Regions from separate parts of the Mus musculus genome. Here all the other regions are linked to region 1. Evidence: chromatin loops called from intact Hi-C (ENCODE). Cell type or tissue: left cerebral cortex. All regions are shown on one strand. Each heading gives the region's core, and the rest is flanking DNA. Links, peaks and the distances in the headings are about the cores only.

Region 1 (4,363 bases), core at 194-4,193:
CTAAATTATAGGTGATGGGACACAATAATAAGTCAGTACTGGCAAGGGTAGATGAGGGGGACAAAAATTCTAAGCCAGTGTGACATTCACAATGAGACTTGTCTCAAAACCAAAACAAATAAAAAACAAATAAACAAACAACAACACAAACGTTTATACTTCCAGGGAACTACTTCAAATACACTCACATTTTTAGAGCTTAACTTAGTCACATTTAAAAGAACATTATTTACATTGTTCAAAATTCACAATTGCCTATAGTTTCCAGACAGAAATAAATTATTCTCAAACCCTGTGGATACAGGGGCTTTGAAATAGACCAATGTGCCATGGAAACATTTTCTGTTGCATTAGTCCACAGGATAAGGAAATGTTCTAGACCAGTCCCTCTTGTGCATATCAAATACACAGACTGTGGGACTCCTGGATGCCATCCAACCCAACCTGCCACATTGCCCTGAAATAGTGTCACACTTTTCAAATTCTCCTATGAAAAGTTTACCTTAGAAATATTTTGTCTGAGTTCACCCAAGGAATTGAGATCACAATGCCCTGAGAAACGTGCTGTGTACAAGGTCTGTGACCAATGCACCAAAAACTCTAATCACCGTCAAACAGAACCTTCTAAATCTGCAGAACTGTGGGATTCGGATGCCCACACACACACAGGAGGAGTAAAGAGATTTCTCTAGCCTTGCCTGTCATCAGTCTTCCTGTTTTAACTAAAGTTTTTGTATCAGACTCAGGGACATGTACAGGGACATGTGAGTTTAAACGGGGTTACATTGTGTCACTGAAGTATCTCTCTATTCCTACGTTTTTCTCCTCACATCCAGTGGCATAGATGATTTGATCTGGATTTGTTTTTCACTGGAGATAAAGAGTATCTTTCGGAAACGTCAAGACAGCTTGTACAGGTTTAATATCAGGGGATAGTAAGATTAATGACAATAAAGAAAATACCAGGAACTGATAACACAACAGACAGACCTGAGTTGGATCAGTGATGTGCAGATGGAGGAGCCAGTTGTGCGGGATGGAAGGACGGGGTGGGAAGGAACAGTGCAGGAGGCAAAGGTTCTCTACCTCTGCTTTTCCTGTGTTTGTGAGTGTGGGCTGCAGTGGGCAGCAGCACCAAGAAAAGGGACTCAGTGTAGAGAAAACTAGTTGTTAAATGACCCTTAGGATCCAGCCTGTTAGAATCATAAAGGCAGCCTCAGTCAGAAAGGTAGGCAAGCCTCCCTCCAGCTCCAGCGGAGGTGCGAAGGAGCATAGCTGTGGGTCCTGGAAACCCGTGTTTGCACCGGACATTATTAGTATTTGAATTGGATGGTGGAGGGACAAGTGCATCTGAACTTATTAAAACACCTTACAGATGTTACGTTTTGATCCCTCTACTTAAGGCCATTTTGTCTGTATTATAAGACAGATTTAAAAAAAAACAGATTAAAGTCATTTCCCATTAAGTTCCTTAACTATTCTGAGAATTCTATGAAGCTCCAGAAGAAGTCCTCCAATTAATCCCTTTGTACCATCAAAGACTTCTATCCGCTATATTCTACTTTAATTATTTGCAAAAAATAGTTTAGGTACAGATCTTACTAGGAAAGCACTCCTCACTACTCTTTCCTTGTGCATACAGAACCCTCTCTCATAAAAATTGTGTTTATTTATTTGGTTGGTTTTTCCCTTCAGAGTCAAGCAGGCTGAAGTGAACCCATCTCATTTACCAAATAGACTTCATTTCAGGGTTACCTTGGCCGGGGCACATTAATTCTGATTAGCTAGGATTTTTGAAAATGAGTCAGCTCAAGATAAATGAAGCCTCCTGCCTAAAACCAATCGAGCTTGGCTGGGCAGGGGCTTGCTTTTCTTGCCTCTCTCTCCCCTCTCTTCCTGCCAGATTGTCTGAGAGTGCGCTGCGCTCAGGGATGGCCACCAGGGATAGCTTCAGCTCATTAACTTGCAGGAAGCTCTTCATAGGCATCACGCTTCCCTCATCTCCCGCGGAGGGTGCACTCGAGGTTTGAGCCGAGGTTTGAGCGTGGGGTGGGAATGGAGGCGTTTCCGTGCTATTTTGGTTTCTTCTACTGACTGGCTGCTCAGCTGTTCATGAGTCACCCTAACCTCAAAATCTGTCATTAGAACAGAAATAATGGCACCTATTTTCTGTGCCTGCCTGAATTGCATGAAGACATTATTCATATTTCTGAAATCCATGTGAGAATTAGTCAAGGTTAGATGTAAGGAAAAATTTTAATGTCATTGCTATTAAGTTATGATTTGTGTTTGTCTTTCAGACTTTGAGAATTCTCTGTACTGAAAAGTTAAGAATGAAAAGAGGTCTTGGGGTAAAATTTGGTATATTTGACAAGATAGTTCAAGAATACATATTTTTTCAAGATCTCTATCTATTTATCCACCATTTACCTTTCTATATAATACATTAGAACTTTTAAACTGTTATATATATATAATGCTGGGTTTTTATTCTCATGACAAATCTGAAAGGATAGTAATTTTAACTGCTGTCATTTTCTCCTGTTCCCATCTTTGTCCTACTTCTGAGACATAACCATACAAATAGATCAACACAACCAGACCTGTCTTAGCTACCATGCCACCATGAAGTGAGAAGCTGACATTAAGGCTTTGGGATGTAAAAGTCGTGGGGGTCGGGGTGGGGCAGTGGTCAGTAAACCGATTTTACCTGGATTGGGCAAGATGGTAGAACATTCCAGACCTTTGCAGAGACTGGAAATACCTGACCTATTCTTATGCTTTTAGAAAAGGGTCTCACTATGTAATTCATGCTGACCTTGAATTCATGGCAATCCTCCTGCCTCAGCCTCAGAACTTATTTATTCAAATGTTTACTTAATGACACGTTCTTGAGTAGCCTGTGCTGAATTAGACACTAGGGATGCCACTTACAGAAGACACTTGCCATAGGAGACCACACTTTAGAAAGAAGATACTAATGGAATATGGAAACAGTGTAACTCCCATGATATTTAGGAGATTCTCACTCAAATGTTGCAGATAAATGGTTCCTAAGGCAACTATTTGGAACCTCGAAGGGAAGGAATTCAGCTAATAAGGAGAAGAAAGCTCATCTATATCTTAAATATATTTTTCCTACAGCTTGTCTTGCCTACTTTAGTTGGTCTTTTTAATTTGTGAGTTTAATTTATTGTTGTTTCTGTTCCTTTATACTTACAAAGAAAATCATTAGAGGACATGGTTTTGTTTCTTAAAACATTTTATCTATAGTTGATATATTTATGAATTGTAGCTCTTAGCATTATACAATGTATGCTGTGTAGCCTTTGGTAGGGGATCATACGCAAATGTCAAAATTATGACATCATTTCACTTTTTTCTTTCAATATCCAGCTAGCTTACATGGCAGGTTTGTGTGTACAGCATATATCTGGAGAGACTATATCCAGATATTCTTTATCATATTAAGCTTCTTACACAGATTGTTGTATACTCAACCATTTGTTAGGAGTGTTTTACAAAGGCTCTGCTTGCTTGCTCCTCCTGGTCCACCCTTTTAAGGTTCCTTTCACATTGAGCAGTCTGTATTACTGATTCTTACCAATCCACTTCTGCCAGTCAGAACGGTCTTTGTGAAAAGCCTCTACGAACAAACAAAAGGAATCAATCAGATACCTGCTTTTCACTCTTCCCATCTTCTTAGGGTTTCCATTGCTGTGAAGAGACAGCATGACCAAGGCAACTCTTTTAAAGGACAACATTTCATTGGAGTTGGCTTACAGGTTCAGAGGACCAGTCCATGAAAACCAAGGCAGCTTTTAGGCAGGCATGGTGCTGGAGGCGCCGAGGGTTCTGCATCTGCAGGTTATCAGAAGACTCTGAATCATAGTGACCAGACTTAAACATACATATGAGACCTCAAAGCCATGCCTCCACAGTGACAAACTTCCTCTAACAAGGCCACACCTCCTCCAATAAGGCCTCCTCATAGTGCACTTTCCGTGGGCCAAGCATATTCAAACCACCACACAGGGTCCTAAAGAGGATAGTCTCAAGAATTAGCATTCTTCTGCCTAGAAGGGGCTCAGGTATGCAGCACCTCCCATTCCTGCACAGAAAAGATGGAGCGTAGTGCTGAGCCTCTGAGCAGGACTTCCCAACTCTGTTGCTGGAGTCACCAACTCATAACCTTGGTTCCTGATTGGATCAAGTATCACAGGTCTTGCTCCTCCTAAGCAGGACTGCCTGGTTATTGGCCTCCATCACATGACCTACATGGAGCAAGGACCTTTTTATCTTGGTGCTGTACTTTCTCTTCTGAAGATGCATTCAGAGAAAAGTAGAATTCTGGTTACTATTA
Region 2 (4,363 bases), core at 166-4,165, 190 kb before region 1:
CTGTAAGACCTCCTGGTTCTCAGTGTTTGAAAGCAGAGCCAGAGGCGAGGGCATATCTTGTCAAGGGCTGACAGCAAAGGGTTGGGCAGTCTGGTGACTCTCTCTGGTCACCCCCTCCTGCCAGGGTGGCTGCAGGTTCCTGGAGTCTGACAATGTGCTGTCATGGGGATTACATTGATTAGCTTGGGGGAGTTAGGTAACTGGAGCTCTCTCACCGGGGTCCTAGCTGCTGTCAGGTCGACTGTTCACACACTGGTTTTAGGGATACCCTCAGGCATTCTCTAATGTAATCCAGGCATGTTGTTGCAGGTTGTATTTGAGAAGGGGCTACTTACTTGTCACTTGAAATATTTTTTTATGAAAAAAAAAGTCAATAAACGAGAAAACATGGCATAAAGAGGAGACAATATGAGGGTGGCAGAAAGGGAAGAACGAAACAGGAGTGACCCAAATGCCAAGCTTGCGTTCCGTGCACGTGCGCTTTAGGGAGCAAGGGTTCTTGTTTTACACAGGTACTTCGATGGTTGTGCATGCTTGGGGTTTTGCTCTCCTAGGGAACAACTAGACTCCAGTAAATTCAAAGGCAGTGGAATACAGGCCGACCCTGAGCAGGAGGAAAGAACTGGTGGAGACCCGTATGAAAGTATCTGGGTGCGTGTTCCTAAGGCAGGCACATAGACGCCAGTGTGGCTATGAAGAGAAGCTGGGTCCGAATGAAGAGCAGGGAGAAGCTGCAGATTCTCATCAAGGACTTTCCCAGACTAGCCTCTTCCCCTTCGGATTCCTTGTCCTAATCTCATCCTGGGAGCTTTAAAGGTACTTAACCCCAGGGAACTGCTTAAATTCCGGAATGTAAACAAACATACCTCACAGAAACATCTTTGTTAAATTTAAAAGAAATGAAGGCTTCATGGAAACCAGGCAGCTCCTTTTTTTTTTTTTTTTTTTTTTTAGATTTTTCTGATGATTTATTTAATCGTGCACTACCCTCCCCCAAATATGCACTCAACCTACTACCCTCACAGATACACTTGTGGACAACACCGAATTCGGACATGGTGAAGGGGTTCCTTCTCTTTGTCCGACCTTACCAGTAGGTAGGGGTGATAGCCAAAAACAGTCCAGCCAGAGAACCAAAAGGCAAAACATAAAACAGAAGAAGGCAAATGTGCTTGTGAAATTTGATTGTCATTTACAGCCTTGGGGAGTTGATGTGAGCTCTCCACAACGGAGGGTCTTGATCAGTAAAGACGTCACAGCATTATGAATGCTGGTGCAGGTCTGTGTGGTTTTCATGTCTATGTGCTTGTGTGTGTGTGTTAAGGGATTCAGGTATGTCTGTCTGCTGGTACGTGCGTGCATGCATGCGTGCTTGCACTGGTAGAGATAAGTAGATATCCTTGGGTGCCACTCAAATGCCTTTCATTTTTTTTCCCCTTGAGAAAAGTTCTCTCAGTGTCCTGTGCCTTCACTGTGTAGGCCAAACTAGCTGACCAGTGAGCTGTGCCTCCCTACAGCTTGGATTGCAAGCATGTATCACTACACTCAGCTTCTTTTACATGGGTCCTAAACTCAGATTCTCTTGTTTGAGAGGCAAGCACATTCATTACCCACTGAGCCATCTCCCTCTCCTTGAGAGCCTGTTATAGATATATACATCTATCTATCTATCTATCTATCTATCTATCTATCTATCTATCTATCTACATACGCATGTGTTTATGTATATTTTATATTTATATAAATTTATATATGGGTATGTATTCGTGTTAAAGAATCTAGTTTGATGTCTGATACATTATAGTACCCAATAAATGGCATTTCCACTTTCTTCCTATATTAGATTAGGAAGACCTCTTAAGAATCAACACTTAAAATAATTTATGAAAATTTAAAAACTGGAGAGCTTTAAAGAATGCCTCTTCTCTTAATTTCTTAATTGCTTGCAGTTGCAAATTGGGATAATTAGGATAATATATAGGTATGATCTTTTATTTACAGTATTAGATAAGCCTTACCAATTAGTTTATCAATAAGATTGTGAAGAAAAATGGTAACAGAGAAATAATGTATGTGTTTGGTCTAATATACACATCCCTGCTTCTAAAATCACATCATTGATACTGGATTTTCCAGCCAATCCCAAAAATAGATAATTCATCTCTGATACTGTTTATTAACCTAGTAAAACTGCCTCTGGGCCCAATTTCCTAGCAAAGGAATTTAAAGGTAACCCTGTCAGTTAAGCTGTAGATGTCTCTTCTTTCTTTCTTTCTTTCTTTCTTTCTTTCTTTCTTTCTTTCTTTCTTTCTTTCTTTCTTTCTTTCTTTCTTTCTTTCTCTCTCTCTCTCTCTCTCTCTCTCTCTCTCTCTCTCTCTCTCTTTCTTTCTTTCTTCTTCTCCTGACTTCTCCCAGCTGTTAGCACTGTCTCATGATGCTGTCACCTCCCACAGCTTCCTGGAGAAACTGTCCCAGTAATAGGTTGAGGTGGGGGTAGATGGGTGGGGATGCACAGCTAGGTTTCATCTGAGCCAGTAGCCATATGACCCCATATTCATGCCCGTGTAGTTTTTTCCCTCACAAGTAGTTGTTAAGTTGTTAATTCTGTTTTTGATAGGTTTTAAAAGGTGTGTGTGTGTGTGTGTGTGTGTGTGTGTGTGTGTGTGTGTGTGTGCAAAATGCTGAACCCGAGAACCAAGAGTGGTTGCTATGAGCTTTGCAACATGCACACGGGCGTGCACGCGCGCGCACACAAATACACGGACAAAGGGATAAATTGAAAAAGAAAGCAAGTAGCCCCTTGTTTGGTTCAGCAGTCTGGTCAGCCCCGCAGATGAGGAAGTGCGCCTTTGTCCCACGCTAAAGCCTTGTTTTCGTCTTTATTGTCTTTCGGGGTAAAATCGAGGGGGAAATTCACCTGTCTGGCTCAAAGTTAAACTGCTGGCTTTAATGTGACTGCATGGGAACTCGGGTTTATTAATGAATACAACATACCCGCTTTGATTTGAAAGCTTTCACCCTGCTGAAAAGATTCAAAAGGCATCGCTTCCTGCACCAGCGGTCTTCCTTTATCCCTCTCAGCGGTTCACCCCTACCCAGCTGCTATATCTCATTAACAAGCATTTGACCACTGCAGCAGGCCTGGGAGTGTTGACACTTGAAAGGCCCAGGCAGGCGTGGGCAGGCCATCAGCTATGGCAACAGGAAACTGCCCCGGAGACAACACTGAGAAAACGGGCAGCTGCAAAAGCCAAGTCCGGGTAGACATAAAGGGCCGCCTGTGCCCACGTTGGTCTGGGGTATCGGTGCGTGCCTGTGGATGTGAATTGGCGAGTCTATTTACTCATGCATGGGCTGTAAATGTTGCCATCGGCGTGTATCAGACTCTGGGCTTTTTGACAACTCAGGATGGATTTTTTATTTTGACTTACAATGTTCTTATGCCTAGCCCCGTGTTTCAAAAAAAATCTTCTTGTTCTCCAAACAATGTAAGCTGTTGTTTATGGACAGAATACTCATGAGAGTGTCAGGCTTGACGCACACATTCCATTCTCTTGGCTATCACGTGTATAAGGAAAAACCTATGTGCCTGGATTCTCATACAGTTATCACGCTACCCCATTATTTTTTCAAAAACAAGCCAATCCGTGAAATTATCTTATAAATATGTGAGATTGCTGTAATCGTTTCTGGTTTAGGCTTCAAGCTAGGATGGTTTAAGTAGAATATGTTAAGAATAGAAGTATTGTTCCAGTTGTATAAACTTAGCTCCAACAATTCTGTGGGATATCGTATTATTGGTTATAGTGATTTTAAATACAAATTTAAGTAACATTTATTTCTTACTCCCTGAGTGGTGGCCTTCTCAGTAGTATCTCTCAGTGGTATGTTTCTGAATGTACTAAATGTGTTTGTGCAGTCATTGGGGGAATCTCGAATTACAGACTATCTTGTGTAAAACCTGGGGCAGGAATTTTTCAAACCTGTAAGTTCGTTTTCAAGGTGCTCTGGTGGCCAGGTGACTCAGCAGCCAGTTCCTACCTCACAGGAGCTGTGTTACATTCATGTTCAAAACTGACCCCTTTAAAGCCATGATAAAAGAGATAACTCCCCAATAGAGGAAGAAAGGATGCTAATTAAAAAAAAAAAAGATGAATTCAGTGAGCTCCAAGAGACATTAGGTGACTGTGTGCAGAGTAGTGAATTATTTTCCTGTCACCTTCAGTACAATAGACAATTGGTGATTATTACTTTGTAGTATGTCATTAGCTTAATTCTTTTTAGTAATTTAGATTTGTGAACATTTGCCTATCAGTCATCAAAAATAAAAACCTCTCCTACATTATTCATATTGCTACATTGT
Region 3 (4,363 bases), core at 137-4,136, 63 kb after region 1:
CATATAGGATATAAGGTGATGTTTTGTGTGTACAATTTGAGCTAATTTGAATATCCATTTACCTCTCATATTTATCATTCGTTTGTTGGTAAGAACATTTAAAATCCTCTCTTTTGGCTATTTTTTTTATATGGCTTAGCTTATTTTTACTTGGTCAACAACCAGCATAGCATACCATTTTAGTAAAACTATAGAAAACATTTAACACAATGATATAGACATATGCATACAATTACATGAAAATAGGCAAAAGTTATTGTATAAGTCTATAAAGGCAAAAGAGAGGTATACTTGTATAAATCAACTACCATCAACAGTACTTACAGGAATAAAAGAGACCTACATGAGTGAATGGTAAGCAGATATGCCAGCCTAAGACTAATGTAAAGTGCTAGAAAATTATATAAGTTTTGTATGTTTAGGCTATGACGTGTTTCTTTCTCTTTTTTTTTTTTTTTTGCCATTTTTTTAAAATTAGGTCTTTTCTTCATTTACATTTCAAATGCTATTCCAAAAGTCCCCCATACGCTCCCTTGGCTATTTTTTTAATACAATTTATTGTTAAGTACAGTTAACATGTTGAGCAACCTGAGTGGGGAAGAAACTAATAGAAAGGGGGCTTTAGTCTACAGGTACACAGCCAGACAGGGCGAGTCAGTGCTGAAAGAACTCTGTTTGGAAATAGGCTGCTTGCCCCAGGCTTCAGCCACAGGCCGCTTAGCTCCACCCACACACACCAGCTACAGCTATGCTTTAACCCTTAGTGGGCACTATCACACAGTATTCCAGAAGGTATAAGAGCGTTATGTTTCTTGTTTCTTTGCACATTCCCAACATAAGTTTTGTCTGGGTTAGGTAAGAGGACAGCAGAAACACCGTTGGTAAGGTACAGAGAAATTACTGGCTGTAGTGAATCCTGACTCAAGGGCACAATGACTAAACATAGATCCAGGTCCAGGGCTCAGAAGAGATAATGGTTATGAAAAGTAGTTGAAGATGCCCAATATAAACAAAGTGCATCTAAGTGCTGGTATCACAGGTGGCAAGTAGGGGAGCCGGCCAATGCAATTATCATTCCTTAAAGGAACGAGACTGTATCAGGCAGGGCTTGTGCATTTGGAAAGAGCATTAGCAGAGCTAAGTACTTCATAAAGCCAAGAGACTTTGAGCTCTGAATCTCTCCCAGCTCCATGGAAAATGCAATCACCAGAGAGTTTGTTTTAAATATAAAATCTAATGAGACAGCTATGAGGATAATAGATCTGCCTTCTCCTCTCCAAGTTTTATTCAAAACTCATCACATAGACTTGGGGTAAATGACACACCTGAAAAGCAAAGCAAGCACACGCTGCTCTGTAGCAGGAACCCACCGGCAAGGGCTCTCAAACGCTTCCCTATGGAGATCTAAGCTGTAAAAATTAGTATTTTTCAACTCCAAAACTATATATGCAAAAACATTGGCTAACACTGTAGGGCCATGACTATGCTAGAATCTGATCGAAAAATAGTACAAAATTCCCCATATGGTGAAGGTCTCAACATTCTATTTTTAACAGATTTTGGAAAGATGGGTAGAAAACATATTAAATGCCTTCTCTGAATGGCAGTGCTGTGTCTGAATGTTTCTATTTTTATACTTCTATGCATATGTGTCATCTAATTCACATTTTTTTATTATCCTTTAGGGGAATGAAACAAATTTTCTACAAATTAAAATTCAGAAATGGACATATTTCTATTTCACCAGAAATGAACATTCACAATCCAAAACTCTAGCAGCTTCGCAGGCTTCATTTTTTACTTGCTGAATTGCTGTAATTATGCCAGGATATTTTTTGATATTTCTTCTTAAACGCGATGAGAATTTCTCTTTGAAACAAGAGGCTCCCTGCCCCCCCCCTCCCTTACCCCCAAACAGTGCCTGTGCTTTTTTTTCTGGAATCCAAATGAGATGCTTTAGCCAATGCTGATTTCAAAGGCTCCAGAAAAACAGCCTCCTCCAGCCCCTAGCCAACGCAGTCGCTGTGGCTTTAAGAGTAGCGTTCCGCCACCCCCCTGAGCCCACATACTTGTCCTCTTTGCACAGAAAGTGCCAAGCAGTGACATCTACTACAGTTTCTAGGACACGGTGCTCTCTGCTATACAGGGAGAAAAAGAGAGAGCGCGCTGTGAGAGAGAAGGCAGGCAGGGGAAGTGAACACAAACCCAGCTACATTCCCAGCGGACAGGCACTTCCCATGCAGTAATCCTGACCTGCTGTTTATGGCTGTTTGGCTGATAGGAAGCCCAGCTCCAGCGAGCTCTGGGGCCCAGCCTCCCCCCCTTGCTGTCCATTAATCATGAGAGGCTGTTACGAAGTGTACACAGAGTGGGAGTTCTGCCTAGAGTGGCCTCTAGCTGTCTCCAGCTCAATGAAATGACCCTGTGTGAAAACTTGTTTTATGAGAGATTGGTTTATTTGTAACTAAACTACTTCCTCCGTTATTTGATAAGCTCAAATATTTGCTGGTGATAGTCTGAGAGTGTCACATTTATTATCCTGTTTCTGTGGTTGCCTCACTCCTTTGGAACCAGCTCTGTTAACCCTTGGAAGGACAGCCCACGCCATCTTTCAGTTGGTCAGCATTATGTCAGACCAATTAGGATTTGTGACTCAAAGAGGGAGACTGTGTAGTTCCAAAACCACACGGACAACTCCAGAGGCAGAAGACTTTGATAAAAGTCCCCTAGGATTCTGAAACCACCATTTAAAAAAAAGGAAGGGCAGGGCTTCTGACTTCCTAACATAAATCTAAGGCCGTTCTAGACACATTAGTATTCCTGAAATGACAACTTTAGATAGGTCGGTGTGACTTCCTGTAGTTCTCCAGACCCCCAAAACGTCAGCTGTGTAAAGCGTGTGCGTTCTCAAAATGCTTAAAATGTCGTAGCATTCGGTGCTTTGACGCTTTGCCTGTTAGAGTCTGAGCTCATTTGCATTTGGCAGGACTTATTTCCTGCTTCCAGAGAAGGGGGGCGGGGTGGGGGGTGGAAGCCTTTGCTTGCTCTCTCAAAGGCTCAAAGGGCTCTCTGGACATATAAAACTATGTTTCCAAGAATTAAATGAACCAGAATGAGGCAGATCTCTTTTGGAATGAAAAGAAATACAGGCTTTTGTTACATGCAACACATTTGGAAAACCTAAATGGAATATCTCTCTTGACAAACCCACACTGGGACTGTTTTTGCAGCTCTTTCAGTCTCTGGTCAGCTACACGGAGTTCTCAGTGAATGCAGAAGAGGCTAAGGAAATAGCCACTTACGTGTGGCAAAATGTTCCAGCCTTGCAGAGATTTTTCCCAAAATCATTAGACCCACCAAAATGCTTTCCATTTGCCAGGCCTTCACCTTCCCCATCAGAATTTCCACAGTCCTCCAGCCTTGCAGCCCAGCTGTCAGTACCTCCTAAAACAGCCAGCCGTTTGTAGCTGAAAATGTAACCAAGTTTATACACTTCTAACCCAGAGAGCTCCCTGACGATCAGGCAGGAGAAAAAGAAAAACAAAGCAAAGTGGAGCAAAGCAAAGACGTTTTACTCTCAACTTGTTTCAAGGTCACAACAGAACACCCATGCAAGCTCCTTCCATGCTCATAAAAGAGGAGAATTTGGGCCAGCTAAGGCCTGTGGGAGGGCACATAAAGAGGGACCTGTACTGGGAACACAGCCTGGAGAGACCTTTTCCATCATGTGAAGGGGCATGGCTCAGGGTTCCACCTCTGGTTTCTTTTAGATCTCTGCAGGTAGCCTTTCCCCAAGACCCTGCCAATGGAACAAAACTTGGCCAAGTGATGACTAGAATTGTAATTATCTGAAATATATATATATCAAAATATAACTATATTTAATATGTTGAATAGATTTTATTATTAGTTTTCTCATTCTTTGTGTTTTTACGATTTTAAAATTGAGCTTTAAAAAGGATGAAATATCTCTCCTCTTAGGCATATTTTCTTTCCTGCCTTTCCTATTTTGAAGTTAGGGATTGAACCCAGACCCTCACATCTTAGGCAAGCACTCCACCTCTGAGCCACTTCTCCAGTCTTCCTCAAGGTTCCTGCCCTGTTAGAGTTCCTGTCTCTGTTTTCAATGATAAACAGTGATCGATCGGGAAGTGTAGGCCAAAACCAACCCTTCCTCACCAAGTTGCTTTGGCCGTGGTGTTTCGTCACAGCACTAGCAACGCTAACATTAAAACAATGAGTTACCTCAAATATAAGCAGGCAGTATTTGTCCTTGTGTGATAGCTTATTATAGGTAGCATAACGTCTTCAAGTTTCATCCATATTACAGGGTGTCACAATACTTCCTTTCATAGGAGAACAT
Region 4 (4,363 bases), core at 219-4,218, 66 kb before region 1:
CCTGTGTGCAGTGCCCACAGAGGCCAGAAGAGGGTATTGAGTGCTTTGGAAGTAGAGTTATAGGCTTTAGTGAATCAGCCCATGTGAGCACTGCGTATCCAACTTGGGGCCTCTGAAAGAGTAACATATGCTCTTAACTACTGAGGCATTGCTCCAGACTACAAAATAATTTCCTCTTGTTCAGCATAATGTTTTCAAGATTCAGTCACATTGGACCACGTATTAGTACTTTATGGCCAAATGCCATTCTATTGTGTGGTGATTGCACATTTAATCTGTTTGTCAGTTGACTGAAATTTGTTTCTGCATGGTGAGGAGTAAGAATATTGCAGTCATAATAATTAATGCAGCTTTTAGGGTGTGGGTATAAAGATGGATATTTCCATTTCCTTCGAGTAAATTGTTAGGTAACTCTGTGTTTAATGATTTCAGGACCTTTGTAGCATTTAGTTAAAACAATATATATTTACCTATACCTACATTTAATTGGGGGAAAAAAAAGGTTTGTTTCCTAATCCTTTCTAATTTATAAATTTTTATAAAACCAAATGATAAGCAGTTATTAATAATATTTCTAAGATATATATGTATATGTATGCTCTCTCTCTCTCTCTCTCTTACACACACACACACACTGATTTGCAAAAGAACAGTACAAACCTTAAAGTTCTCTTACAAATTTGGCCGTGCACGCCAGTAGCTCTGCTGCTTCAGTTCCTGTGAGGCCATTGTTCATCCCCAATCATAAGCAAGCAATGACAGCCATAAGCCTTGAGGTGTCCACTCTGAGTCATTATTTCTTTCTTTGCTTTCCTCAGATTAGCTCTCCTGTATCTCAGGCTGGCACTGAACTCTGCTCTGTAACGGAGATGGATCTTAACCTCCCTTTCCCTCTGCCTCCACCTCCATAGCACCGGGATTACAGCTTCGTAGCCCCACACCCCGTTCCTGTGAGCGATGAATGAAACCCCACGTTCCATGCATGCTAGTCAAGTACTTCACCAACAAGTTTACAGTTCCAACCCCCTGATCACTGCACAGTGTGTAAATATCTGGACTTACTGTCTACATTATTCTAGAACTTTTGTACAAATGAAGCTGTAAGTCCATCTTAATGCTTTTTTCTGATTTTATATTTTATTTGTGTTTCAGAAAAATGGGGATCTCTTAGCAAGAACTCTAAACCCCCAAGACAGGACTGGGTACGCCTAGACCCTCTCAGTCTCTCAGCTCCTCCTTTCAAACTAATACAGTTTTCATAAGTAGAGATTATACATACATAGCAGGGGATTTATTTGCTGGTCTTCTGAAACATATATAAATTTCTTTTAGGCATATAGTGAAGACCAACTGGAATATTAATTTTAATGTCAAAGACTTAAACAGCTAAAATGTCACCAATGGGAATTTACATGGAAATTATAATTCAGCTGACAATGTATTAATATATGAACCATCTAACAATGCAAAACTCTATACTTAGGGTATGAAAGGTCTCTAAACCTTTAGAAGACAAAGTATAGAATACTGTATATATCATGCCACATTGTAGGGAAATACATGCATGAGAACCCACTAAAGTTAATGGAAAGTAATGTATCTATGGAACAGAGCAATGTCTAGGTCCCAAGAGAAAGGGATATTTGTCATTGTGTACCAAATAGTGTCTCTCCATCTACTTCATTTAGTCTTTCTGCTTACATTAATCTTACTTAACAGTGCACCACACACTTGGTTTGTTGTATGCCATTTCCCATGTAACACAACTTCTTGACATTATTGCTTCTAAAATTTAGATAATCATTATTAATGCCTTAAGTTTAATCTTGATTATCAACTTCCCTGAATTTAGAGTTATACTCAGGAGATACACTTTGGGGTGTGTGTGTGTTTCAGAGAGGCGTAAATGAGATGGGGACACCCACCTCAGATGTGGGTAGCTCTCTTCCGTGGTTAGGGTTCCATACTGAGAAGGGCACCATACTGGAGCTGGCAGTGCAGCCGCACTGGTCTCTTTCTGTTTCCTGATTGAAGGATGTGGTATACTCGCTGCTGCACCTTCCTGTCTCCATGCCTCCCAGCCACTACCCACGGGCCCCTCAAACTGAGCCAAGACAAACCTGTCTTCTTGAAGCTGCTTCTGTCTCACATTTTGTCAGTGATGTGACTAATGCACCTTCTTAGCACGATGCATTTACTCAGTTTCAGAAACTCAGTGGAGGCAGCCAGCTTCACACTTGAGCTTACTGCACAGAGCACGCCTCTCTTGGAGAGGAACCTGCAGCAAGAGCTTAAACAAATCCACTTCCACTCAAGGTACTTGCTATTTCTCTGGTTATTTAAGGAGTTGAACGAGGAAGCCTGAATTAACTTGCACCATATTTCTGATTTATTCCAGGCGGATTTATTTATTGACCTTTTAGTCTGGAGCCCTGGGAACCTGCCTCCTCCAGCACCTTCTTAATCCTACTGTGGTTTCACACCAATGTAAGAGTTTTGCTAATGTTATATTCCTTCAAACTAAGTGGAAAACAACATAGGAGAAGGCTCAAAACTTTGTTTCCATTTCAAACCAGACAAATACTTGTATATTTGAGATTGCTTAATGAAGGCACCAGCTGTCTAAATCCAACCTAAAATGTGACCATTTAAAATATTTTTTAAAGATGACATTTGAATTAGAAAAGATTAAAGAACATGTAAGAAAAAAGTCGATATTTAAAACCCACAAATGTATAACTGCCACGTCTAAAGCTAACATGAAAGTAAGTTGTAATGATATGCATAATTTTCAGTAACTAAAACTAAAAACACCTCTACGCTTTCCCTTTGTGAGTTCTCACAAAGTACTTTGTGCTCCCAATGTTTACAAAATGGGACATGTGTTAGAGAAATAGGTCAGTTGGTAAAGTGCTTGCCCTGCAGGTATGAAGAGTTTGAGTCCCTGAGCTCATAAAGAAGCAGGGCATAGTGGCTTATAAGCCCAGTCCTAGGAAGGCAGAGGCCAGTGGATTCCTGGAGCTCACTAGCTGGCCAGTCTGCCCTGCCTGCAGAGTTCTAGGCCACTGAGAGTCTCAGCAAACAAAGGTAGAGTGTGCCCAAGGAACAAAACCCATGGTGTCCTCTGGCTTCCAGAAGGCTCACATACCTGTTCATGAGCACACGCATGAAAATGCACACACATATATATACACAAGATAAAAATGTAAAGAATTGACCAACCACAGGTATGACAACATCTGTCTGACAATTAAACACTCCATACAGCCCAATTGTGCTCTCAGATGTAAATGCATGGTGGTTGTAACTGTCATCCGGTATAGCAGAAGAGTGCAGCCATATAAGGTGGTCTTGAAAGCTACGTTGAAATGTCTAGCATTATCTTCTTATAGAGTTACTTTGAATAATCATGATTATTTTTTTCATCCCTAATTCTTTTACACATGACATTTAGGCATTAAGAACAAAAAAATTCAGGAAATTCAAACATTCCCCTGGAGTCCTGAGGAGTCCTGACTGCGTCTTCCTCCTGATGGGAATGATCGCAGAGAGTACAAGGTCCTGCTCTAAAGGCATAGTCTTCCATTACGGTGACTCATGCTAAATGATAGCCAATTTAGGATACCCTATTATTTCCCCACTAACAGATAACTCCAACTTCTATAAGATAATAAATTAATCTCACTTCTTTAAAAAAAAAACGAAACGATTTCTTCACTGCAGTTGATAACTTACAAAAAATACATAAAATTATAAACACAGGGAGAATGGAGGAAACAGTTTGGAACTTTCCTAACAGATAGTTAACTGTTAACTGAAATATTAGGTTAATAAAACACAAATTACAGAGCTGGCAAGATAGCTCAGTACACAATGGAGCTAGCTGCCAAGCTTGGCTGCCTAGCCGAGTTCTACCCTGGTACTCACATGGTGGAAGATGAGAATTGAATTCTATAAATTGTCTTCTAAACTCCATATTCTGTGGCATGCATGTGTGAACACAGGTGCGAACACACATAAATAAATGGATAAATGGAATCGAAAAATGTAAAGACAAGCTATGAATCAAAAGCTGATAAGTAGTGTAGCACATAGGAAGCCGTCTTGTTCATCCAAACCCTGAACTCTCTCTCCTTTGCATGCCAATCAGGATTATCAGCAGTACTGGGAGGGTCAGCGAGATAACATTGTCCCTCAAGTCACTTATTCTGAGAAGGTGTGACCCACACTGAGCCCACTGTAGCCTATGGCAATGGTGATGTCAACTCTCAGAGTTGGGCTAAGCTGCATTTCCTTTGTAAAGAGAAGCTATTTTTGAGTTGTTCCTAACTACAAGTAGGAATTAAACTCTCAGCTCTGACGA
Region 5 (4,363 bases), core at 275-4,274, 170 kb before region 1:
CAGGGCTACACAGAGAAACCCTGTCTCGAAAAACCAAACCAAACCAAACCAAACCAAACCAAACCAAACCAAACCAAACCAAACCAAACAACAACAAAAAAGTTTAAAAAAAAAAAGCTTAAAATCAAAGCTATAAAACTTGAATCCACTGGAAAGGATTTGATGATGACTCAATAAATTTGTTATTTGGGAGAAATAGTAATTTTTTTCTGAGACATTCCCAGGCACACCAAAATGGACAAAGACATCATAGAAATGCTTTCTGGCTCTTTCTCACTCTGTTCTTGGCTGTGGTGGTTTGCCACAATCAGATGTCTCTGCCCCTATCCCCTCTGTTTTATTATTTAGGAATATAGGGCTCTTACTATTTCACTATATCAACATAAAATGCTTGAAGTTACTTCCAGGAGAGGGATGAGGTAAAGGACAGAGGACTGAGTAAAGTCATACCAACTCAGGCACAAGGAGAGCTTGGATCTTGAAAGCACACTTTCTGAACTCAGCTGGAAGAGTCTGTTGGGTACCAGTGGTCTTTCCAATGTTGAATTAATACCACTTGCTCTGAAACACGCTATTTAGCATCTTCACACTGCAACTCCCAAATTTGAGATCTGGAGAATAGCAAGATCCTTCTCAGGGAGATTATCAAGATTAAACGAGACAGAGGACTTATTTGAAAACATATTTACATCATGGCCTGGAGTTGGCACAGATGAAGTAAACAGAAGCTGTATTACTGTTGTAACTACCACGATGAGATAGATTATTTATCTTCTGACACTTATGGAGATCATCCAAGGTCTTGATGACATTGTGTTGAGACAAAGGCAAAAGAAATAAGAACTGAAAGGTACACATATGAAATCATATGTGTGTAAAAACATGTATAACATATATAAAGATACCATATATGATATATAGCACATCTTTACAAGTAAAATATAACATATAAATACATGTAAATATTTAAATTTATGATGTCTAACATGCAACTTAAGGCATCACATATGTTTATAATATATAAAATAATTTATATCTTCATGATATATAACATGTATGTGTGCGTGTGCATATATTCATACATATATTAACTATGAATATATGATATATTAAATATAATTTATAAATGACTATCAACTATAGATTTCTTATGCATGGCTCAGAAGTACTGATATATCAGTCATGTCCTTTGTTTTTGGCACATGGCAAAATGAACTTTGAATGTAAAATTACTGACATGAAAATACTAATACGGGGACCAGCAATATGGTTCAGTGGATAAAGGTGCTTCCTGCCAAGCCTAGTGACCCGAGTTCAATCCCTGGACGGAAGCTGTGTGATAGAAAGAGAGGAGCAACTGCTGTAAGTGGTTCTCTGACTTTTGCATGTACACTGTGGCGTGTGTTACCTTCTTCCCCTACCCACAAGATAAATAAGCAAGTGAGGCAATAATAGACTCTGGCCAGGTGTTATGTATTTATAATTTTATCTTGTCACCCTTCTTAAGATTCCAATAGACTTCAGATGAGCAAGTTCATCACTAGCCAACGCAGGGACTTGACGTTAGTGTTGGAGCCAAACCAGGAGGACAGTAAAGAGAGTCCACTAAAATTGATTTTGGTTTACTGGCACCTGGATTGTTATCTAGCAAACAGACAATATACACATGGCTTTGTGTGTAACAGTCTGTGGGAGGGAGTGCAAGCCAGCAAGTCTTCTTCTGCCATAGTTTAGCTACAGAATTATCTCTATCAGGTGGGAGATGCACTAGGAAAACTGAACTATTCTGGAATGTGGGCAAATTGATTTATAAGTGTGTGTGTGTGTGTGTGTGTGTCTGTGTGTGTCTGTCTGTGTGTGTGTGTCTGTGTGTGTGTGTCTGTGTGTGTGTATGTCTGTGTGTGTGTGTCTGTGTGTGTGTGTGTCTGTGTGTGTGTGTGTCTGTGTGTGTGTGTCTGTCTCTGTGTGTGTGTGTGTGTGTGTCTGTGTGTGTGTGTGTCTCTGTGTGTGAGTGTCTGTGTGTGTGTGTCTGTCTGTGTGTGTGTGTGTGTGTTTGGGGTGCTTGTTAGTTAGGCAATGTGCTTTCTCCTGGGAAATTCAGGGTAAGCAAAATATGTACTTTTTTCTTGAAATAGGCATCACCTTTTTTTTTTTTTTTTTTAACCTCCTGTGCCAGTTCAGAGAGCTGGATCACACTTGCCCTAGTGATTTATATCCTTGCTGCTCCCTGCCATGTGTGGGTAATGCCGGGTCTGTTCCAGTTGCACCACTATGATGGCATCACACTTTCACCCTTCACTCTGAAATCAACACTCCCCAAAGCTCTCAAACAGATAGTGCTCAGAGCTTTCCCCTGGGTCCTCTTTGAATTAAATCAATTAGGGGCAGGCCATATGTTCACCATATGTATGTCAACTTGCCAGAGATTCGTAAAAGAAAGAGAGAAAGACATTTTTTTTTAAAGAAAGATCACAAATCACTTGAAAACACACAAACTGAAAAAGAACTAATCAGTCAACTAGTTAAATCTCTATTTATATATGTCAAGGGTTGATTAAAATTAGACAAGATAATATGCCCCCTGATTACCATTATATATTGTACTTCCATATTTTTTAACTCTCATATGCGATTAATTTCTTGGGCAGTATAGGAAATCAATCACTCTTTCTCATGTTTTCTTCACCTGTTCACTCACCTGGAAAGAGAGAAATGATTGCCAGGCCAGTGGTAGTGGATCTTCACAAAGTTCATCAGGGTTCAGCACTCTGCAGAATATGTGTGATGTTTTGTGAAGATTCCAGCTGTCCTTCATTTATTGTAGGATTGGGAATCCAGACAGCTGACTCCTGATGCCGGAATAGTACATTCAGATAGGTCTCTTGCTCTGATTTCTCCATTCTATGGCTGTTGTCATTCCATTTTGATCCTTTAAAAGCACCTGCGTGTCGCATGTTACAGCTAAAGTTACACACATATTTGAGACATGGAAACCTCAAGGAAAAGAGAAGTTGTATGAAGCAGGTCTTTTGATTCCATTTTGCTACACTATGGGCACAGCTAGTAAGCTTTCTTCCTAAGAGGTCCCCATGGACCGCTACCACATTGGCCTTCCCCTTCTGGCTCCTCCCTCTTCTGGCTCCTCCCTCTTCTGGCTCTTCCCCGTCTGGTCCTTGGTGATCACACATCGCCTGACCTTGGCGTGAATCATATCTGTCCTCTCCCTTCACACTGCACAGAGGTGCTGCTTCTCTCTCGTGTGTCGACTGCTTCCACTTTCCCCTCTTTCTTCATTCTTCTACCAGTCTCTGCTTTTCAAAATCTTCTCTTAGTGAGGTTGAGGTTAAATGCAATAGATGGTAGAGATCAGGGATGTAATTTAGCTTCTGAACAAACTGATGATAAACACCAGATATCTTAGGTGATTTTTGTGGCAGAATTATGTTCTTCTGCTTTTTAAAACGTATTTTATTTTTACTGCTATGGGTGTTTTTTTTTTTTCCTTATAAAAAAACAACATTTAATTGGGGCTGGCTTACAGGTTCAGAGGTTCAGTCCATTATCATCAAGGTGGGAGCATGGCAGTATCCAGGCAGGCATGGTGCAGGAGGAGCTGAGAGTTCTGTCTTCATCCAAAGGCTGCTAGTGGAAGACTGACTTCCAGGCAACTAGGGTGAGGGTCTTATACCCACACCCGCAGTGACACACCCATTCCAACCAGGTCACACTTATTCCAACAAGGCCACACCTTCAGATGGTGCCACTCCCTGGTCCAAGGATATACAAACCATCACATTCCACTCCCTGGTCCCCATAGACTTTTTCTTTTTTTAATATAATTTTTATTAGGTATTTTCCTCATTTACATTTCCAATGCTATCCCAAAAGTCCCCCATACCCTCCCTCCCACTCCCCTACCCACCCACTCCCACTTTTTGGCCTTGGCGTTCCCCTGTACTGGGGCATATAAAGTTTGCATGTCCAATGGGCCTCTCTTTCCAGTGATGGCCGACTAGGCCATCTTTTGATACATATGCAGCTAGAGTCAAGAGCTCCGGGGTACTGGTTAATTCATAATGTTGTTCTACCTATAGGGTTGCAGATCCCTTTAGCTCCTTGGTTACTTTCTCTAGCTCCTCCATTGGGGGCCCTGTGATCCATCCAATAGCTGACTGTGAGCATCCACTTCTGTGTTTGCTATGGGTGTTCTGCCTGCATGTATGCACCACATACGTGCCTGGTGCTCTTGGAGACCAGAAGAGGCTGTCAGACCTCACATGAGAGATCCTGAGAATTGAACCCCGGTGCCCTAGATATGCAACCAGTGCTCTTAACTGCTGAGTCATTTCTTTAGCCACAGCAT
Region 6 (4,363 bases), core at 199-4,198, 230 kb after region 1:
GGCTGAGCAGAGGCACTGCTTGTCACAGATCCAGTCCGACGGCAGGGGCCTCGGGTAGGTGCACTCCTTACACTTGCACTTGCCGCAGTCCTCACACCTGTAGGCATGCAGACCCAAATCATCCTTGCTCAGTGGCTTAACGTCACCAGGCTTGAGCTCCGATTTAGGCTGCACTCGGATTATTCCATCAGCAGCAGCAGGCCCGTGGGAGAAGGACGGTCCTAACAGTCTCTGTTCCGAGGAGCTGCTGCTGGTACTTGTCCTTGTACTGCTCCGAGACCCTGAGCTGACAGTGCTGATGGACCTGGACAGAGGGGCCCGTGAAGAATGGACCTGCGAGGGCTGGAGCCTGGGAGGCTGGCGGTGCTCCGGCAGACCGTGGAGTCTTTCATGTTTGTGCTGAGTGGAGGGGCGAGGAGCAGGCTTGAGCCCAGGTCTTGGGACCACAGTAGGGCCCTCTGTGTACTCATTGGTGTTTCGGATGGCTCTGATCTGATCCAGAGACAAGACGTGTACCTGCTGGGTAAGGGCATCTCTTGGATCCGGCTCCCCGCGCTGCCTGCCACTGTCATGGGCTGTCTGCAGCAAAGGCTGCGACCCGTTGCCACTCTGAGCTCTGGCCTCCATCAGGTCTTGGCAGTGTGTTCACCCCAGCAGGCTTAGAACACATCTGAACTCCTGGGGAAACCAAGAGGAAAGAAAATGGTTTACACTCTAAGACTTCCCGTTCTCCACCCACCAGACTTGACAACTCTTCCACTTCCCTCATCCTCTAGAGAAAATGGGACTTGGAAATGCGCTGGTGGTGGCTGAGGTAGGAGAACAGCTAATGGTCGAGGCATGTTCTCAAAAGTGAAAATTAAGGCTAGGCCCTGACAGTTCTGCAGTCTTAATAAGAGCAGAAACGCAAAGCTAAGCTCTACCGATTCACTGAATGCTTCACTCAAATAAACATGCAATTTAGAAGGCTCCGGCCGGATGAAAAAATTGTCAGGAAACGCTGGCGCATAACTGCTGCCAACAGTTTCACAGGTATACTCTTCAGATCTTGAAGTAGGTTTAAGTTTGTCGCGATCATTTTTACATGAAACACCAACAAATACCTACAACGTATCGGTCAAGTCTTTTTTTTTTTTTCTACATCACACTTGCACCGTGAGTGGTCTAATCCCTATCTTTTTCCAATCCCATAGGACGGCTGTGATTAAAAAGAACATTTCAAGGGCAATTAAAGCGGAGTTTTAAATAAATATTATTAGCATAAAGTTATATAATTAAAGTAAGTCATCTCGAATTCCATTAGGTAGCACGTGAAAATAAAGTCCTAAGACCACAACTTGTACATCAAATATTCTACAGACCCACATCCTAGGCGTCTAGCCTTAGGTTCCGAACCACAAGTCATTTTTTAATAAATAAAGCATGCACACACACACACACACACACAAAAACACCCCATGATTTTCTCATCTTGAAAAATACCCGAGAGCACAAAGCAAGTAACTGCAACAAGAAAAGTTTTAGGAATCTGAAATGTCACAGTGGAAGCCTATGATCCTGTCAAGTAAACTTAAAAATTACAGTCATGCTTCGATTTAAGTACCATCCCATCCCCTCTCCCGAGTCCACATGAAAATAAAGGAAAATAAGCAAAACCGGATTTTTTTTTTTTTTTAACCCAACCTCTGCTTTTTGGAAAAGGACAGCGAACAAGGCAGGTGACAAACCAGACAGAGCTGGAAACCGGATCTGCTCACCTCCAACAGCAAGGTACACAAGGCTGTTCTTCGCTTTCAACCCGTTTATCGGCTCTATCTGCGCCCCCACACAGTCCCCAGCAGGTGGGACTCAGCTAGAACCCCGGGGGACTTTTCTCCAGGCGGACTGACGCTGTCCAGGGGCCAGCCCGGCCCCTCCCGTGTACAATCTGCAGAAGCTGAGGCAGGCAGGGGGCGCGGGCGCCTCCGAAGGGGACGTGTCATGAAAGGCACGAGCACACTTTCCCCTCCTCCACCCCCGCGGCTAAAATTTCCCCCAACCCAAGAGGAACTGCCATCCGGCCCCAAGAGGGGGAGCCACTCTAACACGCCCACCCCCCCGCCGCAAGGTCACCACAAGGTGTTTCTGGGAAGGCCCTCAAAACGGCCGTCCTCACTAGTTTCCAAAGCCGACGGCCCGAGGAAGAGCCGGGCTTAGGGCGCACAGCTTGCACCCACACTCCCAGAGCGACTCCACGGGGCAATGACCTAAGCAAGCACTGCCTGTAATCTGCACACGCCTACCTCCTTTTAGATCAGAAAGAATAAGACATACTTCTTAAAACGAAAGAAAAATAGCTTCATCCAGAGCCCCACTGCACCCGCCAGGCATACACAACTATGAGCCCCGGGGATCGGAAACTTTTCCGTGAGGACCTGCTTGCTGTGCAAAGTAGCATCTTTTGGAAGAAAAAAAAAAGTTGATTTCTACAGATCCCTGGCCGCCTCCAATGCAGCCCCCCCCCCTTCTGCGCTCTCCCAGTTCCTCTCCCTCCCCCTTTGAGTGCTTTGAAACCCCCATTAAGAACAGTGTGTGATCAGACTAAGGATTAGGGGGAAAGGACTTCAGCACTAGGGTGGGGCAAACCGACACAGAAACCCCTTTGTAAAAAAGGCGTTAAGACTCCAAATCTTAAAAACAGTAACACAAAAGAGGGAAGGGGGGAAAAAACTAGCCTTTTTTATTTTGCCACCTACTTTCAGGTAATGGAAAACGATCGCGACCACTTGATATCTCTTCCTGTGCTAAGTCAGCCTCAGTGTCCAAATATATTAAAAAAAAAAAAAAAAGCGTGACCTAGGCCGACCACGAAGAACGGAAAAAAAGAGAAAGCTGCACTTCCGAACCGCAGAGACGCGGCGCCAGGCTGGGCGACGCTCCCACCCGCACCGGGCTAGACTGTCCACACCCGGCAGAGGCGGGGACTCCCTCCGCCTGGCACTCTCGCCTCCGCTCGCCTGCCGGGTCTCCTGGCCCGGTGAGGTGGAGAGGTGAGAAGCCCAGTACCGCAGCCCCACAGGCGCCTCCGCCTCAGGATGGCTCTTCTACAACTTAGCCTTCAAACGAATGGAGGAACAGGTTAGCAATGCCAGAGCCTGCAACAGCGACCTAGAAAACACTTTGTGTTTTCCCTCCCTTAAAGCTCTCGGCGACTGAATCGTCGCCAATGCAGGGATAGGAGTAGAACGCAGTGAAGCGGTCCTCCGCCCCAAACCCCTTACGAGTGAGCTGTCGTGGGACGGGGGATACTGCATAGGCGTACCCTGTAGCCCGGCCATGGCCGAACCCCTGTTCTAGGCGAAGGAGATCCGCGGGGTAGTTCCCTAATGCTCCCGAGAAGCAAGCTGGTTTAGTGGAGAGAGGAACCCGGACCCCACTCCCGGCCGGCTATGGTTCCAGAAGGGGAAAAGCCAAACGCTCCTCACCGTGATCGCGGCTTTGCACCAACCCCTCTCCCTTGAATCCTCTTCTTCCAGCGATGTGCAAATAAATCCAGTCCTGATGCAAACTTTTTCCTTCTTTCCAAACTCTGCTTCAGTCCAACTTCCAAGCAATCGGTGGATTAAAACCACGGGGAAATTTTGGAACCCAGTCCTCCACCGTTGGAACCCTCCCGGATTCCGGGATAGATGACCTCCCTTCCAGAAGCGCACGCGGAGTATTTCCTTTTTCCCCCCTTCTCTCTCTCCTTTTTTTTTTTTTCTCAATGAACAAGAGGCCGAAGCGGCAACGTTGGCGAGTCTCTTTTTTTCCTGGTCGATGAGAGAAAGCGAGGCGAGCACGGCCTTACAAAGAACCTAAGGCCAGCTCGCCAAGACCCGGGGGCCCGGGGCTGCTCCCAAGTGGAGGCAGGCGCGGGGCCGAGGGCCGGGCCGGGCGCGCGCGGGGGCCTGGGCGCTGCGCGCTCCGCCGGCCCCTCTCCTCCGCTGGCGCTGCGGCGCGCAGCTCTCGCTCGTGCAGACTGGGCGTTGCGGAGGCGCGGCGGCGAAGCCGAGGCGGGGGTGGGGGTGCGGAGGGGGTGGAGGCGGCGGGGGAGGAGGGTCTGGGGCCCGGCCGGGGATGGGGGGGGGGGGTACGGGGGGGGAGGGCGCCGCTGGCCTGCGCCCTCGCCTTTCCGGAGGAGGCAGGGAGCTCTGCAGCGGCCGCGGCAGCAGTAAATGGCGTCATGTGGATCCGAGGCGGAACAGAGCAGTTGTTGTCCCAGAGGATATATCGCATCCGGTCCCAGCTCATTGGCTCCGCGGGGCTACATTCACTCGCGCTCCAGCGCCCGCCAGCGCTCCGAGCCGCAGGAGGCATTCAAAAGGGCAACCGCGCCGCCCCG
Region 7 (4,363 bases), core at 287-4,286, 110 kb after region 1:
CATAGGTAGGAAGGCTACTGATTTTTTTATGAGTTAATATTTTTAGCTAGCTACTTCGCTGAAAATGTTATATCGGTGTATGAATTTTCTGGTGAAATCTTTAAGATAACATACACACACATACATATATATGATATTATATACATATGTATCATATATATGATAATCTATAATATCATATAATATAAAAGTAAGGATGCTTTCACTTCTTTCCTTTCAGTTTGTATCCCATTGATCTCCTTTAGTTGACTTATTTATTGCTCTCGTACTATATTGGGTAGATGTGAAAGAAAGGACAACCTTGGCATTTTTCTGATTTTGATGAAATTTCTTTGAGTTTCTTTCCATTTAAGTTAATGTTGGCTATGGGCTTGCTGTAAACAGCCTCTATTATGCTAAGTTATGTCCCTGGTATCCCTAATCTCTCCAGAACTTTTATCATGAAGAGATTTGGGATTTTCTCAAAGGCTTTTTCTGCATCTAACCAGATAATCATGTATTTTTTTTCTGCTTCAGTTTCTTTACATGGTAAATTTCATTTTTTGATTTGTGCAGGTTGAACCATCCCTCCATCTTTGGGATGAAGGCTACTTGATCATGGTGGGTTGTCTTTTTGGATTTGGTTATCCAGTATTTTATTGAGAATTTGTGCATCTATGTTCATAAGAAAAATTGTTCCATAGTTCTTTGTCCTCATATGGTTTGGATATCACAGCAGCTGTGGCCTCATAAAATAAATTGGACAATGTTCCCTCTGTTTTTATTTTGTGGACTAATTAGAATTGTATTGGCGTTAACTCATCTATGAAAGCCTGATGGAATGCTAATCTAAAACCATCTGGTTCTGAACTTTTTTCTTCTCACTTTGCTTGGTAAAATTTCAATTCCTGCTTCTAGTTCACTAAATAATAATCCTATAACCCTACTAGGGGTTATGGGATTGTTCTAATTATTTAACTATATTATTTTATAATACCTTTAATCCCGGAACTTGAGAGGCAGGTGCAGGAGGATTTCTGAGTCCGAGGCCACTTTGGTCTATGAAGTGAGTCTTAGGTCAAGGCTACACAGAGAAACACTGTCACATCATACACACACACACACACACACACACACACACACACACACACACACACATACACACACACACACCACCACCACCACCACCACCACCACCACCACCACCACCACCAGCAGCAGCAGCAGCAGCAGCAACAAAAGCAGCAGGAGCCTTAACAACAACAACAACCAATTAGAAGTTTATTGCCATTTTCTGTCAGGACTATTACTTCTCTCAAACAACGATAGGGCATGAAAGAAGCGTAGAGCAAGTAAATAATCATCCTATTGAGGCTATGCTTCCTTAAAGGAGACAGGGGAGCCTCAAAGGTGGTGTTGGCTATTTCCAGCCTCTCTCCTATATCCTCCTCTTCCTTGTAACCAGAGGCCGACTTCCAAGACACAAATGACATCTAGCCATTGCACTGATTAAAACCCTTAAGGCTCCTTGTTCTTTGCCACAGATCTAAGCTGCGTAGCGTGCTACACAAAGCTACTCACAGACTACAATTTGTGTTTCTTCATAAGGCTCCCACTTCTTCTGCTCCTAGTCTATTCCACTATGTTCCAGATTTAAGATTGAGAGAAGACTGTAAATCATTATCACGCACTGGGTACTCCCTCTGTTTCAATGGGCTGAGGTCAGTGTTAGAGCCGGGAGATCTGATTCCCCATAGGCAGAAGCCTGGGTCTTATCTGAGAACCCTATGGAGTCATCTCCTTATTCTGCTAATTCTGACTTTTCAGGGGTGTTTGTCCCTGTAATGAAATGAAGGGGATGTTTTAGCTCTAAGGAAACTTGCAACTGTCTTTCTGAAGTGGATTCTGCATTAATTTCAAATGGAACAGAAGAGCCTCGGGCGAGGATAGAACCCACCCTTGCCATTTGTGTTGAGAAAAGAGAGAGTTTTATTTAAAAAATATACTTTGTTGCTGTTTGTTCTGCATGCTCATGTGTGTGTGTGTTGGGGGGGGGGGGGTTGTACGTATACTGACATGTGCTCTGGCACATGTGTAGAGATCAGCACAACTTCCTGGTGTCAATTGTCTTCTTCCACTGTGTGGGTCATGGGGATTGAACACAGGCCCCCAAAATATTTTTATAGGTGAGATTAACATAATGCCTCACTTGCCTGATGAAAAGTTTCAATTTAAAGGGCCTTAGGCAAACGTGCAGTGTGAAAAGGTAAGAAAAGAACAAAGTTCCTGGTGCACCTTGTACAGTTAAAAACTCTTTCGCACATCTTTTAAAAATAAAAAGCAAGAATCCCAGTACCCTGACAAAACTCGAAACCACGTAATTATACCTCCCACTTTCTACCTACGTTTCTTTCAGTTTCAGCTGAAAAAAAGAACATCTTCACTTCCCCTAGAAAATGTTACCCCTGTAGCTCAATAGGACACATGTGTGTCTCCTCAGCAAAGCTCTTCTTGCATTCATTGAGACTCTGTGCAAAAGGGCCCAGAATGACAGATACTGTTTTACATATCTGTGCAGGGTAAATATGATAACAATGACCTACTTGATCCTGTAAATCAGATGCATGTGTATGTAAATATATATTTTCAAACACATTTCAACAGACTAGATCAACTGACTTACGTTAAAAATACTAAAATCAAAATATTAAAGAATAATAAATATGGAAGTTTTTGAATATGGAATCAAGATGTTAGTGGAGTAGCTCACTTCCTTAATCTCTTAATTAAAACTGATAACATATTTTACCATCAAGTAAACATGAGACCGACATCTTTTTTTGTTTCTTTGATTGAGACAGACATCTTAATGCTGAGTTTTCATGGAGTGTTCATGTAGAAACAGAAAGGTCATTTGAGCATGCTTTTCATTTGAAATGAACCTCTAATCAAAGTTATACAAATTACGTATTTATTAAATGAGTGAACTCTGAGTCCTTATTGAATAGGGTCTTCAGCATAGTTTGAATGCTTCATTTGCTACTCCTGGAAGAGGTCTGCAGACATCGCAGGGTTCCTGAAGGGGGAAACCAGAGAAATTTCACCCATTTTAGAGTTGAGGGGAAAAAAAACCTAACAGTACATTTTCTCTGTACATTTTTTTTTAAAGACAAGGTCTCACGTAGTCCAGTCTAGCCTTCAATCATTAGGTAGCTGAGGGATGACCTTGAACTCGGGATCCAACTGCTTCCACCTCCCACGTGCTGGGATAACTTGGTTGATAAGTTAGGGGGTTCAAGCCCAGGACTTCCTTTATACTAAGTAAGTGCTCTATCACCTGAGATGTATCCCTATCTCCCAACATTAGTTTTTGGTGTTGGAAATAGATGGTTAAGATAACTCTGGACAATTGTGTTGCAAAAAGACCAATTATTTTAATATTACAAAGTCATATATTATAGATCAAGAAATCTCTTGTTGTTAGTGGGTTTTGTTGCTGTTATCTGTGGTTTGGGTTGGGTTTGTTGTTACCAGTCGTTCTTTTGTTGGGTTTTTGGGGTTTTGGTCAGGGTATTTTATTTGCATGTTTTTTGTTTTGTTTTGTTTCATTTCTTTTTGGTTTGGTTTGGTTTGGTTTGGTTGTTTTTTAGATAATATTTCGCTATGCACCCCAAGCTGGCTTTGAATTCATAATCGTCTGGTCTCAGCCTCCTCAGTGTTACAATGTCAGGTGTGCCTCTCTCAGCCTCCTCAGTGTTACAATGTCAGGTGTGCCTCTCTGGACTGAACTTTTCTTTTAACCTAAAATTCTAAGATATTCTAACCTACATTTAATATTTATTCTCTCAATTGTGATATCGCTTTAGTCTCTGTAAGCAAAATAAATATATGAAGCAAGAACTAAATTTCTAATCTAATAAGCAATATACTAAATTTCTAATCTAATAACCAATATGCCTTTGCTTATGTAGTAAGGCAACAAAAAGACTTCAGTGGCTTTAATGCAGAATACATGCTCATATTTTAATTGCTTGGTACACACACATGCACACACATGCACGTGCACACACATGCACATACACACACATGCACACACACACACATGCACACACATGCACATACACACACATGCACACACACACATGCACACACATGCACATACACACACATGCACACACACGCACACACATGCACATACACACATATACACACACATGCACAAGCACACACACACACACACATGTGCACCAACACATCATGACCCTATCTTCCTTTTTTTTGAAAGAAGTAAAAGCAGTGTTAAGAAATGTCATTTTTATAAGGAAAAACAAAACAGACTGGAGAGGTACCAGGGGTTATGAGTGTGTGCTGCTCTTTTCCAGGA

What was found. A loop is a pair of places that touch in the nucleus more often than their neighbours do. Peaks named below come from ENCODE experiments on the same cell type or tissue, not always from the same donor. Only the 100,000 strongest peaks of a DNase experiment are listed, where the experiment ranks them.
Region 2: a loop joins it to region 1, with 3 times the contacts of the local background. A loop is called at or near these places in 2 of 42 quality-filtered maps.
Region 3: it touches region 1 in a loop (5-fold over the local background); 8 of 42 quality-filtered maps call a loop at or near these places.
Region 4: a loop joins it to region 1, with 4 times the contacts of the local background. A loop is called at or near these places in 2 of 42 quality-filtered maps.
Region 5: a loop joins it to region 1, with 3 times the contacts of the local background. A loop is called at or near these places in 2 of 42 quality-filtered maps.
Region 6: a loop joins it to region 1, with 8 times the contacts of the local background. A loop is called at or near these places in 10 of 42 quality-filtered maps.
Region 7: it touches region 1 in a loop (7-fold over the local background); 2 of 42 quality-filtered maps call a loop at or near these places.

What each region holds. Positions count from the first base shown.
Region 1 is chr14:105,667,175-105,671,537 of GRCm38, forward strand. No RefSeq gene overlaps it. Among named protein-coding and RNA genes, the nearest start is that of Gm6145, 26 kb to the left of the region's middle. In left cerebral cortex, for the core only: a CTCF peak has its summit at 1,930; DNase peaks (open chromatin) are centred at 585, 2,012 and 2,670; H3K27ac peaks cover 3,654 bases.
Region 2 is chr14:105,480,358-105,484,720 of GRCm38, forward strand. No RefSeq gene overlaps it. Among named protein-coding and RNA genes, the nearest start is that of 4930449E01Rik, 16 kb to the right of the region's middle. RefSeq lists an enhancer at 1,816-4,363. In left cerebral cortex, for the core only: no CTCF peak of the experiment used is centred there; DNase peaks (open chromatin) are centred at 2,505, 2,811, 3,101 and 3,490; H3K4me3 peaks cover 691 bases; H3K27ac peaks cover 720 bases.
Region 3 is chr14:105,730,205-105,734,567 of GRCm38, forward strand. No RefSeq gene overlaps it. Among named protein-coding and RNA genes, the nearest start is that of Gm35967, 4.0 kb to the left of the region's middle. In left cerebral cortex, for the core only: a CTCF peak has its summit at 2,422; DNase peaks (open chromatin) are centred at 404, 811, 1,055, 1,443 and 3 more places; H3K4me3 peaks cover 1,329 bases; H3K27ac peaks cover 3,920 bases.
Region 4 is chr14:105,601,097-105,605,459 of GRCm38, forward strand. No RefSeq gene overlaps it. Among named protein-coding and RNA genes, the nearest start is that of 9330188P03Rik, 14 kb to the left of the region's middle. In left cerebral cortex, for the core only: no CTCF peak of the experiment used is centred there; a DNase peak (open chromatin) is centred at 2,177.
Region 5 is chr14:105,493,035-105,497,397 of GRCm38, forward strand. No RefSeq gene overlaps it. Among named protein-coding and RNA genes, the nearest start is that of 4930449E01Rik, 3.6 kb to the right of the region's middle. In left cerebral cortex, for the core only: no CTCF peak of the experiment used is centred there; a DNase peak (open chromatin) is centred at 2,327; H3K27ac peaks cover 82 bases.
Region 6 is chr14:105,893,124-105,897,486 of GRCm38, forward strand. It overlaps Spry2 (sprouty RTK signaling antagonist 2), which reads right to left and starts at 3,696. Exons shown (of 2, transcript NM_011897.3): 1 at 3,465-3,696; 2 at 1-678. The coding sequence starts at 627. In left cerebral cortex, for the core only: a CTCF peak has its summit at 2,026; DNase peaks (open chromatin) are centred at 670, 1,560, 2,083, 3,111 and 2 more places; H3K4me3 peaks cover 4,000 bases; H3K27ac peaks cover 3,919 bases.
Region 7 is chr14:105,781,240-105,785,602 of GRCm38, forward strand. No RefSeq gene overlaps it. Among named protein-coding and RNA genes, the nearest start is that of Gm41239, 39 kb to the right of the region's middle. In left cerebral cortex, for the core only: no CTCF peak of the experiment used is centred there; a DNase peak (open chromatin) is centred at 2,389.